Regions from separate parts of the Homo sapiens genome. Here all the other regions are linked to region 2. Evidence: read pairs that join two places in POLR2A ChIA-PET (ENCODE). Cell type or tissue: GM12878. All regions are shown on one strand.

What was found. Peaks named below come from ENCODE experiments on the same cell type or tissue, not always from the same donor. Only the 100,000 strongest peaks of a DNase experiment are listed, where the experiment ranks them.
Region 1: POLR2A ChIA-PET joins it to region 2 with 7 read pairs; 11 of 35 experiments call an interaction of 5 or more read pairs at or near these places.
Region 3: POLR2A ChIA-PET joins it to region 2 with 5 read pairs; 6 of 35 experiments call an interaction of 5 or more read pairs at or near these places.
Region 4: POLR2A ChIA-PET joins it to region 2 with 6 read pairs; 2 of 35 experiments call an interaction of 5 or more read pairs at or near these places.

Annotation. Positions count from the first base shown.
Region 1 is chr9:111,906,711-111,910,710 of GRCh38, forward strand. The region is part of intron 1 of UGCG (UDP-glucose ceramide glucosyltransferase); the gene reads left to right. Among named protein-coding and RNA genes, the nearest start is that of UGCG, 12 kb to the left of the region's middle. RefSeq lists an enhancer at 2,753-2,812. In GM12878, no CTCF peak of the experiment used is centred here; no DNase peak of the experiment used is centred here; H3K4me3 peaks cover 2,535 bases; H3K27ac peaks cover 2,848 bases.
Region 2 is chr9:111,982,054-111,986,053 of GRCh38, forward strand. No RefSeq gene overlaps it. Among named protein-coding and RNA genes, the nearest start is that of MIR4668, 52 kb to the left of the region's middle. RefSeq lists enhancers at 1,426-1,485, 1,786-1,885, 3,216-3,565. In GM12878, no CTCF peak of the experiment used is centred here; DNase peaks (open chromatin) are centred at 1,608 and 3,488; H3K4me3 peaks cover 447 bases; H3K27ac peaks cover 3,631 bases.
Region 3 is chr9:112,080,570-112,084,569 of GRCh38, forward strand. The region is part of intron 10 of SUSD1 (sushi domain containing 1); the gene reads right to left. Among named protein-coding and RNA genes, the nearest start is that of LINC02977, 42 kb to the left of the region's middle. RefSeq lists an enhancer at 3,886-3,965. In GM12878, no CTCF peak of the experiment used is centred here; no DNase peak of the experiment used is centred here.
Region 4 is chr9:111,851,481-111,855,480 of GRCh38, forward strand. No RefSeq gene overlaps it. Among named protein-coding and RNA genes, the nearest start is that of UGCG, 43 kb to the right of the region's middle. In GM12878, no CTCF peak of the experiment used is centred here; no DNase peak of the experiment used is centred here.

The DNA.
Region 1 (4,000 bases), 75 kb before region 2:
ATGAGCCACTGCACCCAGCCTTTCACTTGTTTCTTATGCCTTTCTGGTTTGTGTGCTTGTCTCTTTCTTTTGGACCTTTGCAATATTTTTCCCTTGCCTTCCATCTCCCCTGCCTGTACTTTATTCTCTTAACTTCTATAAATACAAAAATGATCCTGGTTGCTTCCTTTTAGTCTTTCATGGTTATTTCTTGCCTAGAGGATGAGCTCCAGGCCTTTTCAGCCTTGTCTGTGAAGTCACGAAGAATTTATAGCAGAGATGAGTCTTAAAGCAGTGCTGCTCAAGCTTGAGTGTGCCTGTGAATCACCTAGAGATCTTGTTAAACTGAAGATTGAGTTTCAGTAGTTTTGGGGGATGAGGCCTGAAATTTTGAAGCTCTGAAAAGCTCCCAGGTGTTGCCAATGCTGCTGGTCCATGGGCCACACTTGGAGTATGAAAGTCTGGAAAGACCGCCTCCTAGGAGTAGTTGGATGCTTCCATCTCTCTTCTCTCAAAGTGTTCCAAACATACTTTGATGATAGCCTGTATCACACTGCATTTGCAGAGTCCCGTACAGACTCTACTTCTGAATGAGAGGTGGCGTGTGCACATGTGAGAACCACCTCTCCTATTAACACATGGAAATGCTGTAACGATTAGACACTTACACACCCAGAGCCTGAAAATGTGAAAAGAAAATCTGCATATTCCAGAAACCAAGAGGGAATGCAAAGCAGTGGGTTGGTCTGGTCTGCTAATTTGAATCCCGGTGGGGTTTTAATTTATTGATATTTCTTCTCATTGGTATATTTTCCTGATTCTTTGCATGCTTGGAAATTTTTTAATAGATACCAGACATTTTGAATTTCACCGTGTTGGGTGCTGGATGTTTTTGTTTTTCTGGACTGTTGACTCCAGCTCTTCAATTCATTTTCTTTCTTTTTTTTTTTTTTGAGATGGAATCTTGCTCTGTTGCCCAGGCTGGAGTGCAGTGGTGCGATCTTGGCTCACTGCAACCTCCGCCTCCCGGATTCAAGTGATTCTCCTGCCTCAGCCTCCCGAGTAGCTGGGATTACAGGCACGTGAGGCCACACCTGGCTAATTATTTTTTGTATTTTTAGAAGAGATAGGGTTTCACCATGTTGGCCAGGCTGGTCTCGAACTCCTGACCTCAAATTATCCTCCCGCCTTGGCCTCCCAAAGTGCTGGGATTACAGGCGTGAGCCACCGCACCCAGCCTACCTTATTTTCTGTGTCATAGGAATCACTGTCTTCCTTTGCTTGATGTCCAGTATCTTCAAAACTGTTGTCTCCTGTATTTTTTTCTGATTTTTTGGTTGTTTCAGGTGGGAGAGAGTAAATCCAGTTAGCGTTTCTTCATCTTGTCCAAAAGTTGAAGGCTTGGGGGGTGGGTGGTGGGAAGAGTAGGGCTTTTAGTACTAGTGCGAGGACAGAGTCAGTGCTGCACACTAGTTATAATAACCTCAAACTGTAAACAACCCAAACATCCATCAACAGAAAGTAAATAAAGTGTGGTATATTAGTAAAACTATCCTGTAACAAGAGTGAATACATGATAGCTAAATGTAACAACGCGGATGATTCTCACAAACATAACGCAACCCAAAGAGGCCAGACAGGAAAGATACATCCTATGGGATTCCATTTATATAAAAATTTAAAGCCAGCAAAACTAGTCTGAAGTCAGGACAGTGAGTACCCTTGAGGGGAGCATAGTACGTGGAAGGAGACACGAGAGGACTTCTGGGGTTCTGCTAATACTGTTTTTTGATCTGGGTACTGGTTACATGAGAGTTTCACTTTGAGAAAATTCTTTGAGCTGTGTACTTACAGGTGACTTTATAATATGTACATTATGTATCAATAAAAAGTACCCCCCACACCACTTCCCCAACAAAAAGGTCAAGGCTGCAAGCCAGATGCATTATAGGAAGGTAAGAACTGGATTCCCAGTATAGAACCTAGAAAGCAAGTCGTCTGCCCTAGGCTGAGGGTAGAAATGGACACCCATGAGAAAGCTTGTGCAACGTGTAGGAATCATAGGCTCAAGTTCATACTGTCTAGGAAATGCAGAAACCCTGATCTGAGACACTAAAAGAAAAACTAGTTAGAAACCAGTAAAACTTGTAAGACCCTGTCCGAGCCACTTATAATACTGCCCCACTTTAAGGGCTCCACCGTGGAGGCCACTTTTGAAACACTAGGCAATTGATCACAGTGCCCTCCCTCCCTCTCTCCCTCTCTGTCACCCAGGCTGGAGTGCAGTGGTGCGATCTCGGCTCACTGCAACCTCTGCCTCCCAGGTTCAAGTCATTCTTGTGTCTCAGCTTCCCGAGTAGCTGGAATTATAGGCGTGTGCCACCACGCCCAGCTAATTTTTCTATTTTTAGTAGAGATGGGGGTTTTGCCATGTTGGCCAGGCTGGTCTTGAACTCCTGACCTCAAGTGATCCGCCTGCCTCATCTTCCCAAAGTGCTAGAATTATAAGCATGAGCCACTGCACCAGCCCACAAGGCTACTTCTGACCTTGGAAACTCTTCTTTATTTTGAAAAAAACCACTGGGATTTAAAAAATGTTTTTGAAAAAAAATCACTGGGATTTAAAAAAATTTTTTTGAAAAAAATCACTGGGATTTTAGAGCTTTTTATTCTGTCATCCACATCTCAAACTCTTTCATGATTTCTGTGTAGAAATCTGTAGATTGGTTTCCAACACACTGGTCATGGCCAAAGGCATTGTTTCCACCTGTGGAACGATTCTCCAGAGCAAAGCTTTGTTGACATCTTTAAGAGTTTTGTAAGGAGAAGAGCTTCTGGGCATGTGCAACCCAACTTCCCCATTAAGCCACAGCTCCTTCACAGTAGGGAATTCACCTGTTGCTTGTTGCATTCCAGTGCATATGATAATGACTAGTGTACATTCGGGGCTGTAAAGATGTTGTCCAGTAAGTGACTGCAAAGCAGTCATGGAGTACCACTGTGTGCTGAGCCTAGTGCTAGAGGTGTTTTGTTTATTTGGTGACTTAATGGATATTCTTCTATTGTTTTGACAAACATTTCAAGTAATTTGTACCACATGGCTTTGTTGGTTGCGTTATGTAAGTCAAAACAGTATTCTGCAAGGTAGGATCTCGTACCCTAGGGGGTACACAACAAACTGACCTGTTGGGTTTTGGAAAGAAAATATTAGAGAGAGACAGGGACAGAGGGGAGGCACAAATACATTTTTTAAAGGCCCTGTGATATAGTCTGGCTTATTTTGAGTAGAAATTTCAGATATAGTACTTAACAATTCTCTTTATCCATAAACCTAGAGAGGGCTTTGTGGCTGTTGAGAGAGTCAGAATGAATCTATGATAAAATACTGCATTCTCAACATGAAAAGTTCTTCAAAGGAGGAGGTGTATCTAATGATATTTAAAGTAAAACATCTTGGGAGAAGGGAGAAGTAGGATCTACTCTAAACTTTACCAAAATGTAATCGCCTCTAGACTATTCAGTACAGCTTAGATGATCTTCGTTGCTACTGTTTTTGATCTAAAGCCTTGCCACAGGCACTGAGATTATTAGTGGGCCAGTTCTCTCTGCTACTTAGCCAGCACTTGACCTGCATGTTTTGGTAGTTTAATAGCACTTAAGGATCACACAGTGGGACCAACAGATAAAAATCACTGGGATTTTAGACCTTCTTATTCTGTCATCCACATCTCAAACTTTTTCATGATTTCTGTGTCTTTACCTGTCCCTCTCTCTGGGCTGCATTCTGGATAGCTTCTTCTAATCTAGATGCCAATTCTTTCGTAAATTGTGAGTACGTAAGATTCTGTATTACTTGTCTTTTGAGTTTCTGATGTCAGTGATTGTAACTGTCATTCCTAGAACTTGTGTGGTTCTTTTCATATTATTTGTGGTCATATATAATGATTTCCCTCATTTCCTTCTCTTCTCTTGGGTTTTGTTCAGGTACACAGGGAGGTTGCATTCTTGGCCCAAACCCACG
Region 2 (4,000 bases):
GCAAGGACAGGTGTGCTTCTGATGGCCTCAGTCCACATGGGTTTTCTCCTGCTCTGAAAATTAGGGTTGGTTTTTCTTCACTCGCACTCATATACACCACCTGCCTGGCCCCCAAGGCACTTGAATCTGTGTCCCTTTGAAAGGTGACACTCAAAGATGATCATCCCTGGAGGTACAAAAGTTTAACAACGGGATGTTACTCAGAGATTGCAAAGTGTCCACCTGGGGTGAGGGAACTGTCACCTGCCTTCATTTCATCTTTATATCCACTGTAGGATGTAGATGCTAAGAAGAGCTTGGGGTCAGGAGTGGGCTGGTTCATCTTGGTCTTAACTTTCTGCTGGGGTCTAGAAAGGATAGGTTTGGTTCCTTTCTATGCTTAAGAGCAGATGTCCTGCCAACGCTTTACCATTTAATGTGAGACCGACCATATATGGAAAGTGCCTGCCTTGGTGGCTGGCACAGTCACAGTAAGCACTCAATACACACTTGATGACAAGGATTATTGTTGTTGTTACCATCATTAACCCTTGATTTCCTGCCACTCAACCAGCTCCCAGCAAGATAGATTTCCAAAACCCTTGCCTTTCTCTCATCCTGACCCATTAGTGGCCACCTCCCTTGCCCTCCTCCTCCCAACCCCTTCCTAATGTCTGGACCCATTCGTTTGCAGCCCTGAGCTCACTCCTTAACAAATGACACTGCCCCTTTGGCCCTGACTTCTGGCTTCCCCTCCTCTACCAGGACTAGCACATCCACCCCTGGCTGCACTGCTTCTGGCTGTGCAGGGCAACCACTCAGACTGTCTATTCTTGCCTTTGCCCTAAAATGTGGGCTCTTGTAGGCACTGTCTTCAGCTCCTACATGGGATGAGGACTTCAGAGCGCAGAAGTCGACAGGCTCCCATGATTGTGTCAAGGCAAGAGTCAAGACCCACTGGAGGGCAGGGACCATGTCTGCATCTGTCTTTTTCACTGCTGCATCCTCACGGCTCAGGACACTCCCTGGTACAAAGCAGATGCTTAATAAATACTCATTGGATGGACAAATGAATGGATGGACAGATGAATGAATGAATGAATGAATACACAAATGAATCAGATCAGAGATCAGAGAGGAAAAAACTGCTTACGTTTTTAACACGTAGATGTGTTGCTTTTTGTGATCTTTTCTACTTCTCTTTAGTGAGTAGCAATAAAATCAGTAAGGAGAAGAGGGTCTGTGTGTTGGTTTTCTGGAGGAGGAAGATGGGAAGATTTCCCTCTGCCCTGTGATCAGGCTCTGAATGGGGAGAGTTGTCCCAGGACACAGAGCAAGTGGTGATAGCATGTGATGGAGGGAGGAAAGGAACACCTGCAGCATAGGGAGGAAAGGAACATAGAGCTGGCTGGAGACTGAGAAACCACTACTTGTTCTATGTCCTGAGAGAGAGGGGGGTTGAGCAGGAGAAAGGGCTGCTGGGGTTTTCCACCTGCAGGCACCACGGCTGAAAGGCCTCCTGCCCAGGTCCTACCTCTGACTCAGTACCGACCTTAGGTAAGGCCCTTTCCCCATTTATGGCCAAGTCAGAAGATGTGGCCCAGTCTGAGGTTATCAAAAGGCAGAAGCCTCATGAATACACCTGGTTATTAGCTCTGGCAGTGTAAAACCAACAGCAGCACCAACCACATGGTGTGAGCTTCCTCCTCCACTTCTCTGTTCAGTTTCTCTTCCTGCCTGTTTTCTCTGCTGGGTGGGCAGTTCAGAAGGCTTGGGCCTACCATGCCCCAAACAGAAGAGGCTGCTTTCCTTCCCTTCTGAGCAGCCACAGCAGTGTGAACCCAGATGTGTATCTGTCACCTTTTCCTCACTCCCATCCCGAGCCCATGTGTCCCATGAAAATGAGCCATGAACCCCCCTTTGGACGGTGGGAAACTTGATGACAGGTCCAGGTCCCCGATTTGCAAAACAAATTGCCTCTTCTCTTTCTTCCAGCCCATGCGTCTCTCTTTGGGCAAAAGTTAATTCTCACCAACCTCTATCAACCTCCTCGGGTTGACTTCGCTATGCTTTTTCTGGAAATTTGTGCTTCCCCATTTCTTAGAGCACAGCAAACTTGGGGTGCCCTGAAGGCTGAGACAGGGGCAGGGTGTGAGCAGCACTGGGCCTCTAAGGATGCTCCTCCTTGTACATTCCTGCCACATTGTGGGGACACAATCCCCATCAGCGTGATGATGTCATAATTGGGGTGGGCGAGATAGGGAAGTTCATTGCCTGTTGCATCCTTCCTGGCACCATCTTGGGACTCTTCCCACTCATTTGCTACTCAGGATCCAGGGTTTTCCCAGACCAAGACACAGAGGATCAGATGTTCAGCCATACCTACTCCCTTGTGGAGGTGCCAATCATAACTAAGGTGTACTGAGCATTGACCTTGTTTAACCAGACATTGTTGTATCAAACACTTTATCTTCATTAACTCGTTTGATGCTCATAACAATCCTACAAGGCTTGTCACATTATTCTTTTCACCTTTAAAATGAAAAAAAAAAAAAAAAAAAAACAAGCTTAGGAAGGTAATTTGCCCAAAGTTACCCAGCCACTAAGTGGTAGAGGCCCCACACACCCCTCCCACCATGACCACATCTTCTTTTTTTTTTTTTTTTTTTTTTTACAGAGTGATAGAGTCTCACTCTCACTCTGTCACCCAGGCTGGAGAGCAGTGGTGTGATCTCGGCTCACTGCAACCTCTGCTTCCCAGGTTCAAGTGATTCTCCTGCCTTGGCCTCCTGAGTAGCTGAGATTACAGGCATGCACAACCACGCCTGGCTAATTTTTGTATTTTTAGTAGAGACAGGGTTTCACCATGTTGGCCAGGCTGGTCTCGAACTCCCGACGTCAGGTGATCCACCCACCTCGGCCTCCCAAAGTGCTGGGATTACAGGTGCGAGCCACCGTGCCCAGCCAGCCACATCCTCTTATAAAGTGGAGGGGTGGAGGAAGGAAGGAGGTCTCTACAAGGGTTTCCTTTTGGGTCTAACGATTAGTGAGCCCTCTCTAGGGAAGGAAAACCAACATCTGTGCAGAACTTCAGGCTGGTGAGGAAGATGTTGATCCCAATTAGAATCTGGCATCTGGCACTTGCAATAAATACCAGGGCACCTGCTTGTGTCCGCAGAATCACCCCAGCCTTTGTGCCAGAAAGAAAACACTCTTCACTGGATCCTCAAAGGAGTCCAGTCTCTGGCCCAGCTCTCAGGGAGCTCATGGTCTGGTGGAGGTAATGAACTCCTCTCCCTCACTCCACGTCTCCCTAATTCACACCTCCTTCCTCTGAAAAGACTCCCTTCCAGGCCTTGACTAAAAGGGTCCCTGTCCTGAAGAACAACCACTGAGCTACAGACTCAAGGAACAAGTCCTCATGATCCATCAGTCCCCTGTCCCCCCGTCAGCCTTGATACCATATGACCTCAACCACTCTGCCTCCAGGGAACTCACAGGTCACCTGAAACTGATACCACCTGGCTGAACTCCGCCCTCCAGTTTATGTGCCTGTATGAAGTCTGATTTGACTGCAACAAGCCTTTTGACTAAAATTGGGATGTATATGTGTGCAGACTGCACATATCAATTCTCGGAAGTTTTTTTTTTTTTTTCTCTCGGCTGGGCGAGGTGGCTTATACCCGTAATCCCAGCACTTTGGGAGACTGAGGTGGGTGGATCACTTGAGGTCAGGAGTTCAAGACCAGCCTGGTCAACATGATGAAACCCCATCTCTACTAAAATACAAAAATGAGCTGGGTGTGGTGGCGGGTGCCTGTAATCCCAGCTACTCGGGAGGCTGAAGCAGGAGAATCGCTTGAACCTGGGAAGCAGAGGTTGCAATGAGCCGAGATCGCACCAATGCACTCCAGCCTGGGCAACAGAGTGAGACTCCATCTCAAAAAAAAAAAAAAAAGAAGTTTTTTTCTTGTGGCAGAGCAAGAGTGGAAAATATTGTGTATTTTAAAAGTCAGCTTTA
Region 3 (4,000 bases), 99 kb after region 2:
CCCAGCTACTTGGGAGGCTGAAGCAGGAGAATCGCTTGAACCTGGGAGGCGGGGGTTGCAGTCAGCAGAGATTGTGCCACTGCACTCCAGCCTGGGTGACAGAGTGAGACTCTGTCTCAAGAAAAAAAAAAAAAAGAAAAGAAAAAGGAAAAAAATTATTTGAGTCTATTTACTGCAAGCTTCCTTGGCTTACTAAGCTAAAATTACAACTATTTGTCCTGGACCTTGTATACCCTCATTTATACAAATAAGTGTCGGTTCGAAATTCTGAGCTAAGAGCAACATTTCAGCAGAGAATTGCTCCTTGAGGAACTGAAAAAAGTGCTTTGAAGCAATCAGGTTTTTCATGAGGAAAAGAATAGGAGGTGGCGGGATTCTCTTGGTTTGGGCTTCCTTATCTCTTGTGAGCAAAGAAATATTTCTTGTCCTCTGCTCAGTTTCATAGTAATCAATCTAAAAGACAGTTCAGATCTGATACAGTTTAATGTGGAGGTACACCCATCCAAGTAGTCAAGAAAGACTATTTATTCAAAACCCTGACATCAGAGGTTACTTCCTTCAATAAGGATCTCTGTCCCTAAAGTGGAAATAATAGAGCAGACTTGCTAAGAAGTTTCACAGGAACACTGTGATGATTAACGAGTGATAAAGACAACTCCCAAATTACGTGAAAAAAGGAAGGTCTCATGAAAGGTAAGGCTGTATTTTGTAACTCCCTGGCCTGACAGGTTCCTACAAATGAAGCCAAGTTGGTAGACACGACTCCTCTCTATGGATTGGGCAGCTTGGCACAAAGAAAACCTGTACAAGTCACAAGCTGTACCTCAAATGTTGCAACACGGAGCAGGTAGGGAACAGGAGGAAAAGATGAACAGGTGGTAAGGAACAGGAGGAGTACAGATGATTCCAGGTTAATGCAGACCCACAGCTGGGTAGAGACAGGTTTGGAGATTAGTAGTAGTGGTCCAAAGTTACACTTCTGAAACTTTCAAAATACAAATAACTCCAATAGTATTTAAACAGTTCTAGACTATACAAAAAGGTGGAAGGGTCCCCAAATCATTTAATATGACTAAATAATCCACAATGCCCGACCTGTACAAGGATGGCACAGCCAATCACTAAACATCCTATGCCAAATTTGCTTGTTGATATAAATACAAAAATCCAAAATAAAATATTAGCACAAAGAAGTCAGTAGTACATTCAAAGAACAATACACTACGACCAAAGATTTATTCCCAGAATACAGAGAGTATCATTATTGGAAAAGCTATTAATAGGTTAAAAGAGAGAAACCATGTGGTTACTTTTATAAATGGAACTGTTAATACATTTAATATACTTTGTTAACTTGAAATCTTAGTGAGCTAGGACTTCATTTGACAGAAACGCCTTAGTTTAATAGGGTTTATAAGAAACCACCACACTCAGTGGTAAAGCAATTAAGCAATTTCTAGTAAAGTTAAGAACAATACAAGGATGTCTGGTCTTGTAGCTATTACTGAGCCTTATTCAAGAGATTCTAGACAATGCAGAAAAAGGCAAGAAAAAAAAATGAGCTATAAATGCCAGAAAGAGCAACAAATGATGCAACTGCCAGTAAATCTAAGAGACTCAACTAATCAAACATGAAACTGTTTGAAAATAACAGAAAGGCAACATACAAAAACTGATCATTTTCTATCTATCTTCAAGAACAAGTATGGTAGGTTAAATAATGACCCCCACCCGCCACCAGCATGTCTACATCCTAGTCCCTGGAACCTGTATGTTACCTTACATGGCAGAAACACTTTGTAGAGGTGACTAAGACAGTGAGATTATCCTGAATTGTCCAGATGAGCTCAATGTGATTACAAACATCCTTATAAGAGAGCAACAAGAACATAAGAGTTAGAAGATTTAAGAACGGAAGCAGAGGTTAAACTGATGAGCTTTAAATATGGCGGATGGAGCCACAAGCCAAGGAGTATAGGCAGGATCTAGAAACTGGAAAGGGCGTGGAAATAGATTCTCCCCTAGATACCCCCCGCCCCTGAAGAAACACAGGCCTACTGACACCTTGATTACAGCTTAGTGAAACTGATTTCACACTTCCGACCTCCAGAACTATAAGACACTAAATTCATGTTGCTTTTAGTTTTTGTTTTGTTTTGTTTTTTTGAGACAGGGTCCTGTTCTGTCACCCAGGTTGGAGTACAGTGACCTGATCATGGCTCACTGCAGCCTTGACCTCCTGAGCTCAAGTGATCCCCCTGCCTCAGTCTCTCAAGTAGCTGGGACCACGGGCACACACCACCACGTCCGGCTTATTTTTTATTTATTTTAATTTTTTTGTAGAGACAGGGTTTCTATGTTGCCCAGGCTGGGCTTGAACTCCTGGGCTCCCACCTCAGCCTCCAAGCAATCCTCCTACCTCAGCATCCCAAAGTGCTGGATTATAAATGTAAGCCACTGTACCCAGCCCTCATGTTATTTTCTGCCACTAAGTTTGCAGTAACTTGTCATAGCAGCAACAGAAAACTAATACAACAAGTAGCAGAATATAATAGAAAAATAAAAAGATCCATATTCATGAGATGGGATATCACAAGCAAACTTCAAATACCTAGAAATAAACCTAACTAGAAATGTCCAAAACTTACACGAAGATTTTAAAGAATTTTTTTTTTTGAGATGTAGTCTCTCTCTGTTTCCCAGGCTGGAGTGCAGTGGCACAATCTCAGCTCAGTGCAACCTCTGCCTCCTGAGTTCAAGCAATTCTCCTGCCTCAGCCTCCCAAGTAGCTGGGACTACAGGCATGCACCACCACACCTGGCTAATTGTTGTATTTGTAGTAGAAACAGGGTTTCACCATGTTGGGCAGGCTGGTCTCGAACTCCTGACCTCAAGTGATCCGCCCACCTTGGCCTCCCAAAGTGCTGGAATTACAGGTGTGAGCCACCGCCCCCAGCCACCACAATTATTTTCTTATCTCACGGAACTAATTTATACTGATTGAAAAAGCTTTTACAGACCAACATAGATATTAAATTTTAATTGTATATTATAAGACAAAAATATAAGCAAAATTAATTGAGACATTCCTAAAATTTCTTCACGGTCAGAATATAACAAACACTTCTCAATCACTTCTCAATTAAGAGTTGTTGGTGTCTATATTTTTCCACATAATAACATCCTATGTGCTATCTATCCAGAGTTTGGTGAGGCAGTATTTCTTCAAAATGTGCTCTTTTTGTTTCCAGAACTTTCTCGCCATCCACTGACACCCATTCTGATGCTGAAAGTTGATCTTATACTTTGCCGTTCTGTTCCCATTGCGCTTTACATATTATAACACTATGTCTCAATGTCAAATCATAATGTAGCTTTTTGGAAAAAGTTTTAGTAGGCAATTGATCTCAAGAAATAAATGGCACCACTAGTGTCCGTAACTAAATAGAAGTGACAGCACTATGAGCAACTATGACCAATATGATGCATAGATGGACAATGACAATTATGTTCTTGGCAGCCACCTGACTGACTGTATAACAATTGTAGGATTTCATAGATACCAAAATGTGAAAAAAATATGCCTCTGAGAATCAATAAAACATAATATATACAAGCATATTAACAGTAGCATTGTCTGTAATGACAAAAACTTGAAAGGGAAAAAAAATACCCAAATAACCTTCTATAGATAATAAGTTAATAAATTAGTATACCTTTATGTGATAGAATACTGTGCTTCCCTCAAAGAGAATGAGATGACAATACATGAATTGGTATGGAAGTATGTCTACAGGATATTGTAAGGCCAAAAGTCAAAGAATAATATAAAAAAGCAAAATGAAGAATAATATATATATAATTATTTCATTTTTTAAAATTACACACACACATATGCTCAAGTAACCTAACAGTAGTGGTGAGTCTGCAGCTCCTTCTGCTCACAGGAAATGTCTCACTGGCTCAGTTCATTCAGTTCCACCCGGGTCAGGGAGTGACA
Region 4 (4,000 bases), 130 kb before region 2:
CAGACTGGAAGTGATGAGAAAAATTAGCATTTATCTCAGTAAGAGACGGTGGGGCCTAAAATAAGGGGTGGGCAAATTTTGCACATAAAGGGTAAATAAAAGGAAACTTGGTATTTCCTGTGTGTGGTAGATGAGGGAGAGGGAAGAGTTAAGAGTGATTCAGAGGATTCCGGCTTAGGCAAAGGGGAGGGGTGGGGGGAAGGTGAGGACATGCACTGAGATGGGGAACACAGCAGGTGGAGCAAGCTAGAGGTCATATTCAGTAACTGAGAAAAACTCCGGGAAGGGGAAGAACTGGGTGTGGCCACATGGACCATCCACTCTCTCCCCCTGGGCTAATGAGCTGTTCATAATCTCAATTTGAGTCACCTGCATTTTATTGGCACTGGAAGGACAGGCTCCAGCCAGTCAGAGTGGCTGGGGGAAGTATTAAGGAACCACTGTCACCTTATGAATGATAATCTGTGGTTTGAAAACAAATTTGTGAAAAATAAAAACGGATTTAAAGCAATGGCCCTCAAGTATCCTAAATGCCGGGAAATGGAAAAGTAAAGGCAGATTATGCCAGAGGAAATAAGTATGCTGACCGTCTTTAGCCATGTGATGAGGAACAGAGATCTTGGGCCTTGGAGAATGCATTTATGTGGTTGTGTGGAATGAGGGGTATTGGGGAAAAGCAAGGGCTCTGGGGCCCTACAGACGCAGGTTCAAATCCTGTCCCACTACTTATTTACATTATGAATGAGGGAAAGTCAGTCAAATGTCTGTAGTCACCATTTCTTTATTTGTAAAATATAGCAAATAATACCCACCTTTCAGGTGTGATGTGGAAGAAATTAATTCATTATGGGTATTCAATATATGGTTTTCCCTTCCCACAAAGTGTGCCTCCCCTGTGAAAGTCATATAATCAGTCATAAAGGCTAAAATGGCCTTCTCGGAATACTTTACCAAATACCACTGTACCTTCTGTTAATTGGTTTTCAAAATCCTATTTTGCAACCTTTCCTGACTAATTGCATAAATAGTCATTGTCTTCCTGTAATGCATGGTACAAAAGAAGCAATCCTTAAAAGCTATGGGAAATCTCTTTATCTTGTCTATTCCATCTCTGATCTCTCATGTTTCTCTCACTAAAACACAGTTAAAAATTGCTGCAAGGATCATGCAGTATACCCAGGTAACAAACCTGCACATGTACCCCTTGAATCTAAAATAAAAGTGAAAAAAAGAAAGAATAGGCCAGGTGCAGTGGCTCATGCCTGTAATCCCAGCACTTTGGGAGGCCGAGGCAGGTGGATCACGAGGTCAAGAGATCGAGACCATCCTTGCCAACATGGTGAAACCCCAACTCTGCTAAAAATACAAAAATTAGCTGGGAGCGGTGGTGCATGCCTGTGGTCCCAGCTACTTGGGAGGCTGAGGCAGGAGAATCGCTTCAACCAGGGAGGCGGAGCGTGCAGTGAGCCGAGATTGCGCCACTGCATTCCAGCCTGGTGACAGAGTGAGACCATCTCAAAAAAAAAAAAAAAAAAGGGAATAAAGAAAGGAAAAATATACCTTTTTTTTTTTTTTTAAGAGTTGCTGTACGGAACCCAGAGATTGAATAAAGGACTTTATTGCTAGTAGTTTAAATCATCCCTTGGCAAATGTATTAGTTAGGATTAGTTTGGCAGCATTTAATCAAAAGCCCTAAAACAATAGTGGCCCAAAAATACAGAAAGGCATTTGTCTGTCAAGTAAAAGAAATCAAGAAGTAAGTATTCCTGGCTTGGCTTGGCAGCTCTGTGGTAACAGAAGGGACTTAAGCTACTCTATTTCTATCCACCATCTAAGCACATGGTTTCCAACCTCAAGGTACCTCGTGGTTCAAGATGGCAGCTGCAGCTTTACCCATCTCATGTAAGTTGCAAGCCAGAGGAAGAGAAAAGGCAGAAGAGCAATAAGGGTACTTCCAGATAAGGCAGTTTTCTTTGCATGGTTTTTATGAAAGTTCTACAAAACACTTCCTTGACCACATCACATTTCATTGACCAAAACTGGCTGCAAGGAAAGTTGGAAAACATAATTCCAGATGGTAAGATGCCCAGACAAAAATCCAGATTCTGTTACTAAGGAAGGAGTAAAGAATCTGTGTTGAGGTAGGCAACTAGTACTCTCTTCTCAAGGGTTTTATTCATCCAACAAGTATGTATTACATAACTTTTATTTAGCACCAGATCCTATTCCAGATATTGAGGTTTCATCAAGAAAAAAAAAGACAAATTCTTATCTTTATAGAGCTTACATTCTATTGAAATAATAATAGATAGCATTTATTGAGTGACTATTCTATGCTAGGCAGGGTTTTAAGAATTTTACTTCTGGCACGACACAGTGGCTTATGTTTGTAGTTGCAGCACTTTGGGAGGCTGAGGCAGGAGGATCACTTGAGGCAAGGAGTTTGAGACCAGCCTGGGTAACATACTAAGACTCCATCTCTACAAAAAATTTAAAAAATTACCTGGGATGGTAGCATGCACCTGATGTCCTAGCTCTTCGGGAGACTGAAGCAGGAGGATTGCTTGAGCCCAGGAGTTCAAGGCTGCTGTAAGCTGTGATTGTGCCACTGCACTTCAGTCTGGGTGACAGAGCGAGACCCTGTCTCAAAAAAAAAAAAACAAAAAAAAAAAAAAAAGGAAAAGAAAAGGGCTGGGCACAGTGGCTCATGCCTGTAATCCTAGCACTTTGGGAGGCTGAGGTGAGTGGATCACTTGAGGTCAGGAGTTTGAGACCAGGCTGGCCAACATGGTGAAACCCCGTTTCTACTAAAAATACAAAAATTAGCTGGGCGTGGTGGCAGGTGCCTGTAATCCCAGCTACTCGGGAGGCTGAGACAGGAGAATCATGTGAACCCGGGAGGTGGAGGTTGCAGTGAGCCAAGATTGCGCCACTGCACTCCAGCCTGGGTGACAGAGCGAGACTCTCTGTCTCAAAAAAAAAAGAAAAGAATTTTATTTGTATTAATTTATTTGATATTTGCAATAATCCTTTGGGATAGGTACCATCATTACCCATATTTTGCAGATAAAGGGAACTGAGACACAGAGAAGTTAATTTGCCCAAACTGATATAAATTATAACTAGTAGAACCAGAATTTGAATTCAGATAGTCGAACTCCAGAGTGCATGCTTTTAACTTCTACACTATATTGCCTCTCCACCAGTTCCCCATATGTCTCATTTTGCTTTCTCTTCTGGGCATAAATAATTGTGTGTATGCTTTGGAGGCTTAAATAGTTGGGCCCAGTTCTCCCACTTTTGAACTGGGTGAAACTGGTGAAACTGGGGCAGTAGAAGTTTGACACCTGGCTACGCATCCTATCAGGAGTGGGAGAAAGTTGCCATATACAGAATCCAGGAAACTATTAGGATGCTTACCGACTTACAGTGCTGCTTAGATGCTATAGCAAGTAGGAAGTGTCCTCCTTCAGTTTTTGAAGAGCCATTACTTGAATTGAGGCCAATTATGGCATCACTAGTTGCTCAATCCAGAAACCCGGACATCATCTCTGGTTCTTCCTACTCCTTCACTCCCACATATAATCAATTAGTTCTTTTGACTGAACCTCCTAAACAGTCCTAGAATTTTTCAGCTTATCTCTATCTCCACTGTCACATCTCCAAATTCATGACATTACCATCTTCGATTGTGTAAATCAGTTGCCACACATGTGATGTTCCTGCCTCCAATATAGTCTTTTTGGGTCCATTCTTTGCACTGTAGCCAGAGGATCTAATACCCAAAGCTGATCTCATCCCATCCTACTTAAAACCCTTCAATGACTCCATATTGCCCTCAGAATGAAGTCCAAATTCTTACATGTACAAAGTCTGATTTACAAAGTCTTGTATTCCCAAAGCAGGCTGAAAGACTGTTGCAGGTTGAGTTTCCCAGGAAGCAGAGTCAGATGGAGATTAGCATGGAGGAGGTTTCTTAGGGAGTCTTCTTGGTGTCACA